Linked DNA regions of Homo sapiens: region 2 is linked to region 1. A link is a contact called in ENCODE Hi-C or POLR2A ChIA-PET data. All regions are on one chromosome and are shown on one strand. The core of a region is the stretch at or near the end of the contact, and the rest is flanking DNA. Distances in the headings are between cores, read along the strand shown. Region 1 has its middle 47 kb from the start of MARCKS. Region 2 overlaps LOC124901379 (a long non-coding RNA gene).

Region 1 (5,822 bases), core at 2,460-4,959:
AACTAAATTTGTTGCTATTCTTACATTTTTGTTTTAATGGAATTTTTGCTTCATAAACACTCCATAAGAAATTAATCTCCTTATTAGCACTACACCTAACACATTGCCTTTGACACATCTTAAGGGTAAGAAATGGAATTTACAAAATGTTTTTTCAATGAACGCCTCATCTGTGGTTCAGCTACTTTCCTTACCACAGCATAGTTTTCCTCCTACTCTTTATCCTCACATGGCAGTCAAGAGACAAGACTTTTTTTTTTTTCCCTCCTGCAGTATCTTTCTCCTCCATGTACTTCCCCTAAGAGGAGGAAAGAGGTAGAGATCTGCTCTAATCATTAGTATTAACTGTGGACCCAGAGTCTGAGTTGCCGGGTACGCCAAAGAATGTTTGGCTAAGACTCTTCCTTAACTGTTAAGCTAAGAAACTTTGCACAGAGGCCTCAGAATGATTGGTAGAGTGACAAAATGAGAGGCAGCTGAAGGTTTAGTAATGGAAGAATTCTAGATGTGGGAATCAAGCCATGAGGTCTCAGCCTAGCTTCTGTCCCTCTTGAGCCTCTCTGAGTCTTAGTTTCCTCATATATAAAATAAGGAGGCTTGACTTTACTAGATTGTCTTCATGGTCGTTTTGGGCTGTAACATTCTTTTGCATTTAAAATAATACCGGCTGGACATGGTGGCTCACGCCTGTAATCCCAGCACTTTGGGAGGCTGAGGTGGGCAGATCACCTGAGGTCGGGAGTTCTAGACCAGCCTGGCCGACATGGAGAAACCCCGTCTCTACTAAAAATGCAAAATTAGCCAGGCGTGATGGCGCATGCCTATAATCCCAGCTGCTCAGGAGGCTGAGGAAGGAGAATCACTTGAATCTGGGAGGCGGAGGTTGCGGTGAGCCGAGATTGTGCCATTGCACTCCATCCTGGGCAACAAGAGTGAAACTCCATCTCAATAAAATAAAATAAAATGAAATAAAATAAACTGAGGCCCAACGTGGTGGCTCACACCTGTATTAGTACATTTTGGGAGGCTGAGGTGGGCGGATCACTTGAGGCCAGAAATTCTGAGACCAGCCTGGACAACATAATGAATCCTCACCTCTATTAAAAATACAAAAAATTAGCCGGATGTGGTGGCACACGCCTGTAATCCCAGCTACTGGGGTGGCTGAGACAGGAGAATCGCTTGAACCTAGGAGGCGGAGGTTGCAGTGAGCCGAGATCACGCACTGTACACCAGCCGGGGTGACAGAGACCCCTGTCTCAAAAAAGTAAATAAATAATAAGAAAGTATCAACTCTAGAAAATCTTCAATAAATGTGTAGGTTCCATTTAATGTGAACTTCACTTTTTAAATTGAAAGAGATCTTACAATGTTTCAGAATTGAATCATTTTCCTTTCTGTTATGAATACTGTTTTGTTTTTTAGATATATGATATAGAAAGTTTCCTGGAAATCCCTAAAATATCCCCATGGTAGGCAAAATAAGTGGCCCCCAAAAAGAAGTTCATGTCTTAATCCCTGAAACCTGTTACGGTGTTATCTCACATGGCCAAAGGACTTTGCAGATGTGGTTAAACTAAGGATATTGAGAAGGAAAGACTATCCTGGATTATGTGGGTGGGCCTAATTTAATCACAAGGCAAAGCCGTGATTACTTTTGCACCAACCTAATAGAAGAGGTCAGAATGATGTCATATGAGATGGACTTAACCTGTCATTGCCAGCTTTGAAAGTAGGGGAAAGGAGCCATGAGCCAAGGAATGTAGGCCACCTGCAGAAGCTGGAGAAGGCCAGGAAAATGGACTCTGCCCTAGGCCTCCAGAAGGAACACAGCCCTACTGATGCTTGATTATGGCCTTGTGAGACACAGTTTAGATTTCTGATCTCCAGAACTATAAGATAAATTTGTGGGCTTTTTTAAAGCCACTAAATTGTGATAATTTGTTAAAGCAACAGTAGGAAATTAACACTATCCCTCACCTCTGGCCTTTATCATGTTGAGCAAACGTACTTTAGTTTTTGTTTTTATTTCTCTGCATGTTGTTCACATAGTAGCAAACACTTCTGTTCTGCCTTAATAACCAAGAATTATGCCATGTTGAATTATTTGTTTATATTATAGCTAAAGGAATAATTAGAAAATTGATTAATTATGCTTCTGTGTACCGTTATGTTCCCAAGTCTAATTATTTCCTAGGACTATGTTTCATTCTTCGAATTCACAGAATGTTGGATCTGGAAAGAACCATTAATATGATCTAATGGAGTCTAACACTCCCCTTTTGTAAGAGAAGAAATTGTGACCTATTAAGGGTAAACCCATGAGCGTCCCCATATGCATCTAGTTAGTTGCTTATAATACTAGGATAAAATTTGAGGACCTCTGGCTCCCAGGCAGGCATTTGCCCCACAGTACCATGCTGTTTCCACAAAAGTGTGAGAATGTGAAAATATGTAATGAACCTGGTCTCTTAATGCAAAAGGTGAAGAAACGTGAAATTCAAATATGTCTTGTATAATTCAACCCATTCTCACTTGAGAAGCAGTGTAATGCAGTAGTTACAATCTAGGACCCCAAAGCTCGATTGCCTATATGCAAATCCCATGTCTACTACTTCCCAGCAAAATGACTCTAGACAAGTTACTTAACCTTACCATTCCTCTATTTCCTCATCTGTAAAATGGAGATGATAATAATAGTATTGAACTCATAGGGTTATGGGGAGGTTTGAATACATAGTAGGTCAGGTGCCGTGGCTCATGCCTGTAATCCCAGCACTCTGAGAGGCCGAGATGGTGGGTTGCTTGTGGTCAGGAGTTCAAGACCAGTCTGGGCAACATGGCGGAAACCCATCTCTACTAAAAATACAAAAATGAGCTGGGCGTGGTGGCGGGTGCCTGTAGTCCAAGCTACTTGAGGGGCTGAGGTGGAAGGATTGCTTGAGCCCAGGAGGCAGAGATTGCAGTGAGCCGAGATCACGCCACTGCACTCCAGCCTGGGCAGCAGAGCAAGACTCTGTCTTAAAATAAATAAATACATACGTATAGTAATATTAAGTTGGTGCAAAAGTAATTGCGGTTTTTGTTATTACTTTTAATGGCAAAACTGCAGTTACTTTTGCACCAACCTGTTAACTGTAAGGCTCATAGAAAAGGCTTTGGACTAAATTTAGTAATAAATAATTATAAGCAATGATCATTATTAGTGGTAGACTGTATAATAAAGACAAATTATTTCAGTTAAACAAAGTAACACTTTTATTAATATTATTATTAATATTTGTTCCTACTGTACCTATTAGCCACCTCTTATGGTGAAGTCATGAACATTTAATCCTAATACAGGGCCCAAATGTTCTGGTGAACTGCCTGTAGATTGAAAATCATGTACTTTTCTATGCCAGCAGACATTTTGTGGACAGTTAGCACATGACAGTCATGAGTGTTCTTGCTAAAGTCACATTAATACCAAAGAACTGTACAGTGACTCGTTCTATACTGTCATTTCTTTAAGTTGCATTGTTTCAAGAACTAAGTGGCTGATGTACTGTTTCGTTTCTTTCATAATGCTGAGCATGGGTATCTAATAGACTTGCTTAGGCTGGCACATTTTTGCGTAGAAGTGCTAGATTTGTATGCATCTTTGAGAATGGGGCAGTTCAAAGCTAAAGTGAGCTAGGAACAAAACAGGAAGTGAAAAAGTAGAACGGAAAGACATAGGTAGATAGAGGAAGAAAAAAGGGGAAGGAGGAAAGGACCCACAAAAGGATTTTAAAGATAAATGAAAATATTTCAGCCGAGAAGAGAGTTTCAGAGGCAGTTAAGGCAAAGAAGAGACAATGCAGGCAGAGGTGTTTTATATGAAGCGTCTCTGAGGCCTAAACCAAATTTTACCATGCACGAGAATCACCTGGATTGCTAGACAATTTCCTGTATCCCGGCCCCAGGGATACTGATCTAGTTGGTCACAGCAGAGCCCAATCATTTGCATTTCTAACAAGCCAATCAGTGGTGCCAATGCTGCTGGTCTGAGGACATTTTGAGAATCTTTGGGCTAAACTATATTTACACAAAGTAAATATAATTGTTCTCAGTTTTTTTATGGAGCTCTATTTTACAAACAGTAAATTGCACAGATCTTAATGTTTTTGGTTTCCTAACAAGCAATTCCCCACTAAGGTTATGTAAAGATCTATCTGTTTCCATATACTGTCTCTGTCAAGAATACCAAGATACTTTTTTGAATAAAGTCCTAATGGCCTGATATTATTTTCCACCAGAATAATATAATGAACCCCAGTAGGTTTTCTATCTTTTTGAGGAAAAACATGTATTTCTGTAACCTAGAATTGAAATGCCAAAAACTACAAAGCACCTACATTACTTTGACTGCACATGCAATGTTTCTGGTCTCATGTAAGCTATAAATAGCCCATTTGTTATTCCTTATTATCCCACTTGAGAGGAGGAAATATGTTATGTTATATTGAATTCTCCCCCCTTCCTTGAATTAGCAACTTAGCAGATTTATGTAAAAGGTAATCTCAGACACTGGGCAAGAAAGCTATTGAGATTGAAACCCTTCAACAGTGCTTCTCTAACTTCACTGTGTAACTGAATCACGTGAGATCTTATTACAATGCAGATTCTGATTCAATGGGTCAGGTGTGGGGTCCAACAAGCTCCCAGGTGATATTGATGCTGCCAGTCCATGAATTACCTTTTCAGCAGTAAAGTCCTGTCTAGTGTATATAGACGGTTCTCAGACTTCTGCATCAAAATCGTTGTTAGAACCTAGATTGTGGACCCCTAACCCAGTGTATCTGATTTAGGGGGAGTGGGGCCTGAGAATTTGCATTTCTAAGTTCCAAGATGATGCTGGGATAGTGTGGGGAATATATTTTGATGACTACTGATCTATGGACCAATCTTTGTTTTGCTGATGCTAATTGACTTGCCAGCAATTTACATGGCTAATAGATAACATCTCCCCTCAAACTTTTCTGCCAAAGTCACCAGTGGCCTCTTCATTGGCAAATCCAGTGGAGTCCTCTTCACATCACTTGGCTTCTGACTGTTGTTACTTCCTTCTTGATCCCCTCTTCTCTCTTGGTTACTGCAATAGAATTTGCTCTGTTTGCTTCTCACTTTCTAACTCAAACTCTATTCTTTCTCAGATTCCTTTGTCAATTTCTCTTTCTTGCCATTCCTCTGCTCCGCCTCATGATTGTGCCTTAGTTTAGCCTTAGTTCTGCTCCTTTGACCACATCAGTACTCTTCTAATGAATCTCCCTGCCTTGATCTTGAGTCCCCAAGGCACCCAGCCCACCTCTACCACAGCAAACTTTCTGAAACACAAGTGTGACATGTTGCCACCCTGCTTAAAAACCTTAAGTTTTAAGGGTTTCCCATTTGCCATAGGACTCATTCCAAACTCTTCAGCTTGACTAATGTGGCTGTCAATAATCTGGCCCTTCCTTATCTACCCTTTAGCACTGCCTTTCACCAGGCCTACTGTAGAATCTTACCAGATATACTTAAAAGCATCCAATATTTGTAGAGGTTATGTGATTGCATACCTCCATACCTCTGTTTATGATACTTTCTCTTCCAAGAATTCCCTCCCTCCCATTCTTAACCCTCTTGGCCAGCAAACACTTCTTCAGCTTTTCTGTGTCTCTCTTCTTTGAACCCTTTTGTGACCATCCCAGGAAGCAGTGGTCACTTCCTTCTCATGCCTATACATAATAATGACATTGTAATACTTCATTGTACTTACATGTCTGATTCTCCCTATCAGTTTATAAAGCTCTTGAGAATAG
Region 2 (5,822 bases), core at 2,438-4,937, 250 kb after region 1:
TCTGTGGGCCCCAGTCCATGCTGAGGATATCCTCTCCCAGGGGAAGAAGAGCGCAAAAGGGAAACCAATCAGATGAACCTGGCTTGGGGGAGGTCCAAGTCCACTGCACCATCCCTTAGGCAAAGTCAGGGTGAGCTGGCCATGCTGGCCTAATCCCGAGGACGTGTGGACAGATCTGGCACTTCAGAGTGGATTAGGTCAATGGAGCCCAGCACCTTTTGAACATGAGTCTGTTTACACAGCAGTAGTCGATAGAGGAAATGTGGACCCGAGGAGAAAACTCAAACAAGTACCCTGTTTCCCATGGCCTCCAGAGGAGAGTTCAGTGAGGCAAAAGGCTGACCATACACCCCGGGGATTCCAGGATTCCGTTCACAGACCACAGTGCTGTGCATTACAAACACATGTGTGGGCCATTTAATTAAACACATAACAGGCTTCCAGCTGCTAAGATTTTGTGTGTTTAAAGCAAGATGTATTTTCAAAGTGCAAAAAAAAAAATCACTTAAATCTTAAGTTTTACTTTTAAAGTATTTCCTTCCTTTCTTGTTAACTATCTGGGAAATTTGTTACTTTTTTTCTCGTATATATATGTAAATATATATGTATATATAAATATATGTATATATAAAAATATATATACATGTATATATAAAAATATATATATACATGTAATATATACATGTATATATAAAAATTATATATATACATGTATATATAAAAATATATATATATATATATTTTTTAGCCAGGCTCAGTGGCTGTAATCTCAGCACTTTGGGAGGCTGAGGTGGAGAACTGTTTGAGGCCACGAGTTTCAGACTGGCCTGGGCAACATGGCAAGACATTGTCTCTAAAAATTTTTTTTAAAAAATTAGCTAAGCATGGTGGTGAGCACCTTCAGTACCAGCTACTCGGAGGCTGAGGTGTGAGGATCACTTGAGCCCAGGAGGTTGAGGCTGCAGTGAGCCATGATCACACCACTGCACTCCAGCCTGGGGGACTGAGTGAGACCCTGTCTCAAAAACAAACAAAAGAATTTTTTTTTTTCTAAAATGTCTCTAATTGGTATTTAAATTTTACTGGATCAAATGATATTTTAAATATAACATCAGGAGATTATATCCTATAGTTAAAAACAAGTTACCAGTAGCAGTTAAAAGGTCTGTATTTAATACACATAACCACAAAGCTTGATAAACGCTCTGTCTTGCCAGAATTTCCAGTGTCAAACTGCATGAACAGTGTTCCTCATAGGAGAAAAGACATGTGCTCAAATATATTAATTATGGATTAATCAAATAAGTGAGAGTAAGACCACATTTACTATTGATGCTCTGTGAGATTTTTGAAGGCGGAAACTATTATTAATATATCTATCTTCATTACCCCAGCAGGTAGCACAATTCCTGCCATGGGGTAGGAGTCTGTGTTTGTTTCAGCATTGGGAGTTACAAGGAACAGAATATTGGTAAAGTTAAACCAAAAGAGAGATTTATGGGAAAGTTGCTTCTCTCTCCTATGGACTAAGAGGTGAACAGCCAACACTAGAAAGGAAGTGCCAGTCTCACAAACTGCAGGAATGGGTGGTCTTTAGTCTCCACAACTTGATGATAAATGTGCTGACATTCTGGTGACCTCTGTATCTAAATTTCAAATTCTCTGAAGGTTGATTTTGGTAGGCCTAGGTTGGGTTGGTGTTGGGTGACTGCTCTGACCCATCAGAGAAGGATGAAGGTGGCAGGCACGAGGAATGCAGTGGTGGCTGTAGGAGCCTGACTCTGGCTATCAGAGGCAGTTTTCGAACAGGGGGAAAGGTATGTTCACATGTAATGTGCAAAGAGTAGTGTGCAGTCATTTTCAGAACGTCATGAAGCATCATCAGGTATGAAGCATTCTGGTTGAACTGGATTATTTCGGAGAATGTAAGCTTAATGCTCTGTTTGTCCAAACTTAACATTTAAATTACTTAAAACTTTTAAGTGCATTTCCCTGACTTATTAGGTTGAATTATTGAAGTGATTTAGTGCTTCCATGGTTCAGAATAATAATTATGCACATTAGTTATTATGCAATACTGTAACATAGTGATTCCCTTAAGAACTACTGAAGGTTAAGAGAGGCAGGCCGGGTCTAGGGTGGTAGAGGGAGGCACCTGGGACGAGCCGTTTATGAAGGCAGCCCAGCATGAGAATCACCTGTAGAGTATTTTATTAGCTGCTTCCTCCTGTGTGCCTCCCTTGCTGCACCCTACTCTGGACCCTGATGAGATTACTATTTATCCTTATGCAAAAATGGCTCTATATTATTCACCCTGAAAGTTTGACAGCTCTCCCTTCTCAGGAAACTTTACTACAATCATTCTCACTTCCCCACCCATTCAAACTCTCCTAATCTTGTGTTTGCCACAACCATGGTGTCCTAATTGCTCTTTCCCCCACCCCATCCCCCAATCTAGGGCAATCCTTATTTTAAATATTCCATCATATGTTTCCATTGCCAACACACCACCACACATGTGAATGAAATACTCATAGATATAGGCATGGATATGTGTATCCAAGCAGACTTAATGCATTCAGAAAAGGGTCATTTGAAAAAATACTAAATAAGTGATTTTTTTTTTTTTTTTGAGACAGAGTCTCACTCTGCGACCCAGGCTGGAGTACAATGGCGCAATCTCAGCTCACTGCGATCTCTGCCTCCTGAGTTCAAGCGATTCTCCTGCCTCAGCCTTCCGAGTAGCTGGGATTACGGGTGGACGCCACCACTCTCGGCTAATTTTTGTATTTTTAGTAGAGACAGGGTTTCACTGTGTTGGCCAGGCTGGTCTTGAACTCCTAATCTCGTAATCTGCCCACCTCAGCCTCCCAAAGTGCTGGGATTACAGGCATGAGCCACCGCGCCCAGCCATGAGTGATATTATGTGCAAACACATTGGGATAAACACATTTCCTATCAGAACATGCGTCCTGATATTTAGATTTGAAAATGTGGTTGTTATAACCATAATCTAGGAAGAACTAAAGATTTAAAGGAGAAAGCAGACAACTACACTAGTAAAATTATATACTACATTTTAAGTAAATCTCTAAGACATCACAATTTTTGTTTGAGCCCTTGAGGGTGGTGGCAGTACTGCCCTGAGAAAACAATAGTGCATGACCTCTGCAACAGATTCTAAACTTACTTCTAGTCTCTGTGTGGCCATTGGGGGCCTAATTTTGGGTAACATAGGTGATTTCCAGACAAGGGTGATATGATGGCTATCCTGTAGCAGAACATCATTAATTTAGAGGGGACGCCAGGTCTCAGATTATTTTTCTGGCTCTACTGCAATTTGCTAAATTACCTTGGGCAAGTCACTTAAGGAATCTCTCAGGAACACAGTTTTCAAGTCTATAATGTTAAAGAGTTGGACTAGACAATTTTGAAGGTGCTTTTCAGTTATAATATTTTATATTCTCATTATTATCAAAATAAGTTGACCAATATAAAACTTGGAAAAAATTTCTATTGTTTCTGAAAGCACCTGAGGCAGTCTACACACATCAGACAAAGAAACCACACATTTTTAAGGGGTTTTTTTTTATAACACCCACTTGATACTCATCATAAGAATAAAATGTTGTGCCTTTGTGACTTGTGATTATAGCTCTGAGTCATTCCAGTGGTATGGCATTTGTTTTTGCTGTGTCTATATGATATCTGTCCAACCTTATGAAAATTGAATTTTAAAAAGTTAACCAACAGTTGGTTGCTTCCAAAACACTAGACAATGAGCCAGCTCAGAGGACAGAATTAAAATGTCTGATTTTACAGAGACCTAGTCTTTGTATAAGGAATAAAGTAATATAGACATCTAGTCTGGTTAAGTATGTTTGCTTGCTTTTACCCTATGTAATTATTCTTTCGGGGGAGTATGCTATGGGTTGAAATGTGTTACCCCCTAATAAAGAAGGATATATTGGCATCCTAAGCCCCAGGACTTTAGAATATGACTTTGTTTGGAGATACAGTCTTCGCAGAGGTAATCAAACTAAAATGAGGTCTTCAGGTGGGTCCTAATCCAATAGGATTGGTGTCCTTACAAAAAGATAAAACTTAGATACAGGCATGCATCTAGAGAGTCTGCCATGTAAAGATGAAAGCATAGATAAGATGATGCTTCTTCAAGCAAATGAATGCCAAAGATTGTCAGCAAACCACCAGAAGCCAGGGAAGTGGCATGAAATAGCTTCTTTCCCTTGGCCTCAGAAAGAGTGAACTCTGCTGATACTTTGATCTTGGACTTCTAGGTCTAGAACTGTGAGACAATAAATTTCTGTTGTTTAAGTCACCCAATTTGTGATACCTTGTTGTGGCAGCTCTAGCAGACTAATAGGGGGTTCTTGTTGTAATAGTGTCTAAATAAGGATCCCTTATTAATTTCAGCGCTGGTTTTGGACACATTCACATGCACATACATTCCAAAATTACACTTTTTTTTTGTATCATAGTAAAACAAAAAAGTGTGCTTTAAAGAGGCCCTAAAGAATTAGTACTTTATACATATGCTTACCCGTGGCCTGGAAACCCAATTGCTTTCTGGATCTAATTTTATTAGTGGAATAGTAACTATTAGTACAATTTTCAGAATCATCTTGCTACTCAAATGTACACATAGAATTAGGAATTTATTCTAGCACATTTATGAACCATCACTAGGCATAGATCTTGTGTGACAAAGAGTGGTCCCTCCCTTCATGAAAAAAGTCCATCGTTCTGCCATTAGCAAGTTTTTGGGCTATACGAGCATTTGTATCTTTCTTCCTCTAGGAAATATGTTATTGAGGGATTATCCTTAAAAATTCTTACTATCTTCCTTATAATCTCATGAAAAAGAAAATTGTATAACCTTCCTGGTTTCCTCTTTCAGCATTCCAGAGTCCCCTAAAGGAAGAGAATTGTTCCTAATATCTAAGTAAGGTTATCCTTTTTAGAATTTATGCTTGAACTTATTTGCATTTAGTAAGAAATAAAGAGCCTAATACAGCAACTGCCGCATATTGTATGCTTTCACTTGGAGGTAATGAATATGGAACCAAGGCTATAACATTTTTAGTCCCTTCTACTTGCTTTGCCAGTTTTAAAGTAAGATTATATGCTTATAGAAATGTTGTTTTCCTTTCTGGCTAACTAGGCTGCATTTTTTCTCTCTCTCTTTGATATGCAGGGAGCAAAAGTAGGGCAATTTAAATATATCTTTTGAGCCAGGGAAGCTAGCAAGAAACAATCATAATTTTAAGGAAAAATTAAGAAATGGTGACAGTGTTTAAGTAGAAGATTACATTGTGTTTGGATTCTGTTAATTACTGCTACCCCCACAAGCAGTTGCAAAGGCCTCCTGGACATTATTTCCAATCTATTTATGGATCTTCAGAGGAGAAGTTATGAGAATGTCTTTTTATTATATTCTCTTTAAACTTTCATTTTCAATAGCTCACAGTTAGTTGTCTGGAATGAGGATGTGTATTAGACTAAATATGCAGGGGTCATAATTTTGTGACCCACTTCCTTCTTCATGCCCAAATACATTTGCAAATAACTCTTTCCAGATTCTGTTTGTCTGTTGTGTTAATTTACAATGACATCTTTTCAACTGTCTTGGTTTCAAAGTGTCCTGTCTCTTTAAAGTAGCAATTTCCTATTTGAAGGGATCCATTACCATGCCTACAAGAATGTGGGTAGATTAGAAAAGCTGTTCCACACTAGTCAGTGACTTGTAGAGGAAGCTTAGAACTGAGATGAGCAGACAGAATAAAGATGGGAGAAAATTAGTG

Evidence for each region. A loop is a pair of places that touch in the nucleus more often than their neighbours do. ChIA-PET counts read pairs that join two places held with the same protein, here RNA polymerase II (POLR2A). Pooled maps may share reads with other maps.
Region 2: a pooled map shows a loop between it and region 1 (2.0-fold over the local background). The contact joins two enhancer-like sites. A Hi-C loop is called at or near these places in 2 of 37 single-sample maps with no recorded cell type and 1 of 50 pooled maps. POLR2A ChIA-PET finds 5 or more read pairs at or near these places in 1 of 52 experiments (OCI-LY7).

Annotation. Positions count from the first base shown.
Region 1 is chr6:113,807,803-113,813,624 of GRCh38, reverse strand. No RefSeq gene overlaps it. Among named protein-coding and RNA genes, the nearest start is that of MARCKS, 47 kb to the left of the region's middle. Within about 2 kb of position 3,709, at least 3 of the 41 ENCODE cell types and tissues checked have a DNase peak (open chromatin) inside an H3K27ac peak, as active enhancers do.
Region 2 is chr6:113,558,961-113,564,782 of GRCh38, reverse strand. All of the region lies in intron 1 of LOC124901379 (a long non-coding RNA gene), which reads left to right. Among named protein-coding and RNA genes, the nearest start is that of LINC02541, 88 kb to the left of the region's middle. RefSeq lists an enhancer at 1-703. Within about 2 kb of position 3,687, at least 4 of the 41 ENCODE cell types and tissues checked have a DNase peak (open chromatin) inside an H3K27ac peak, as active enhancers do.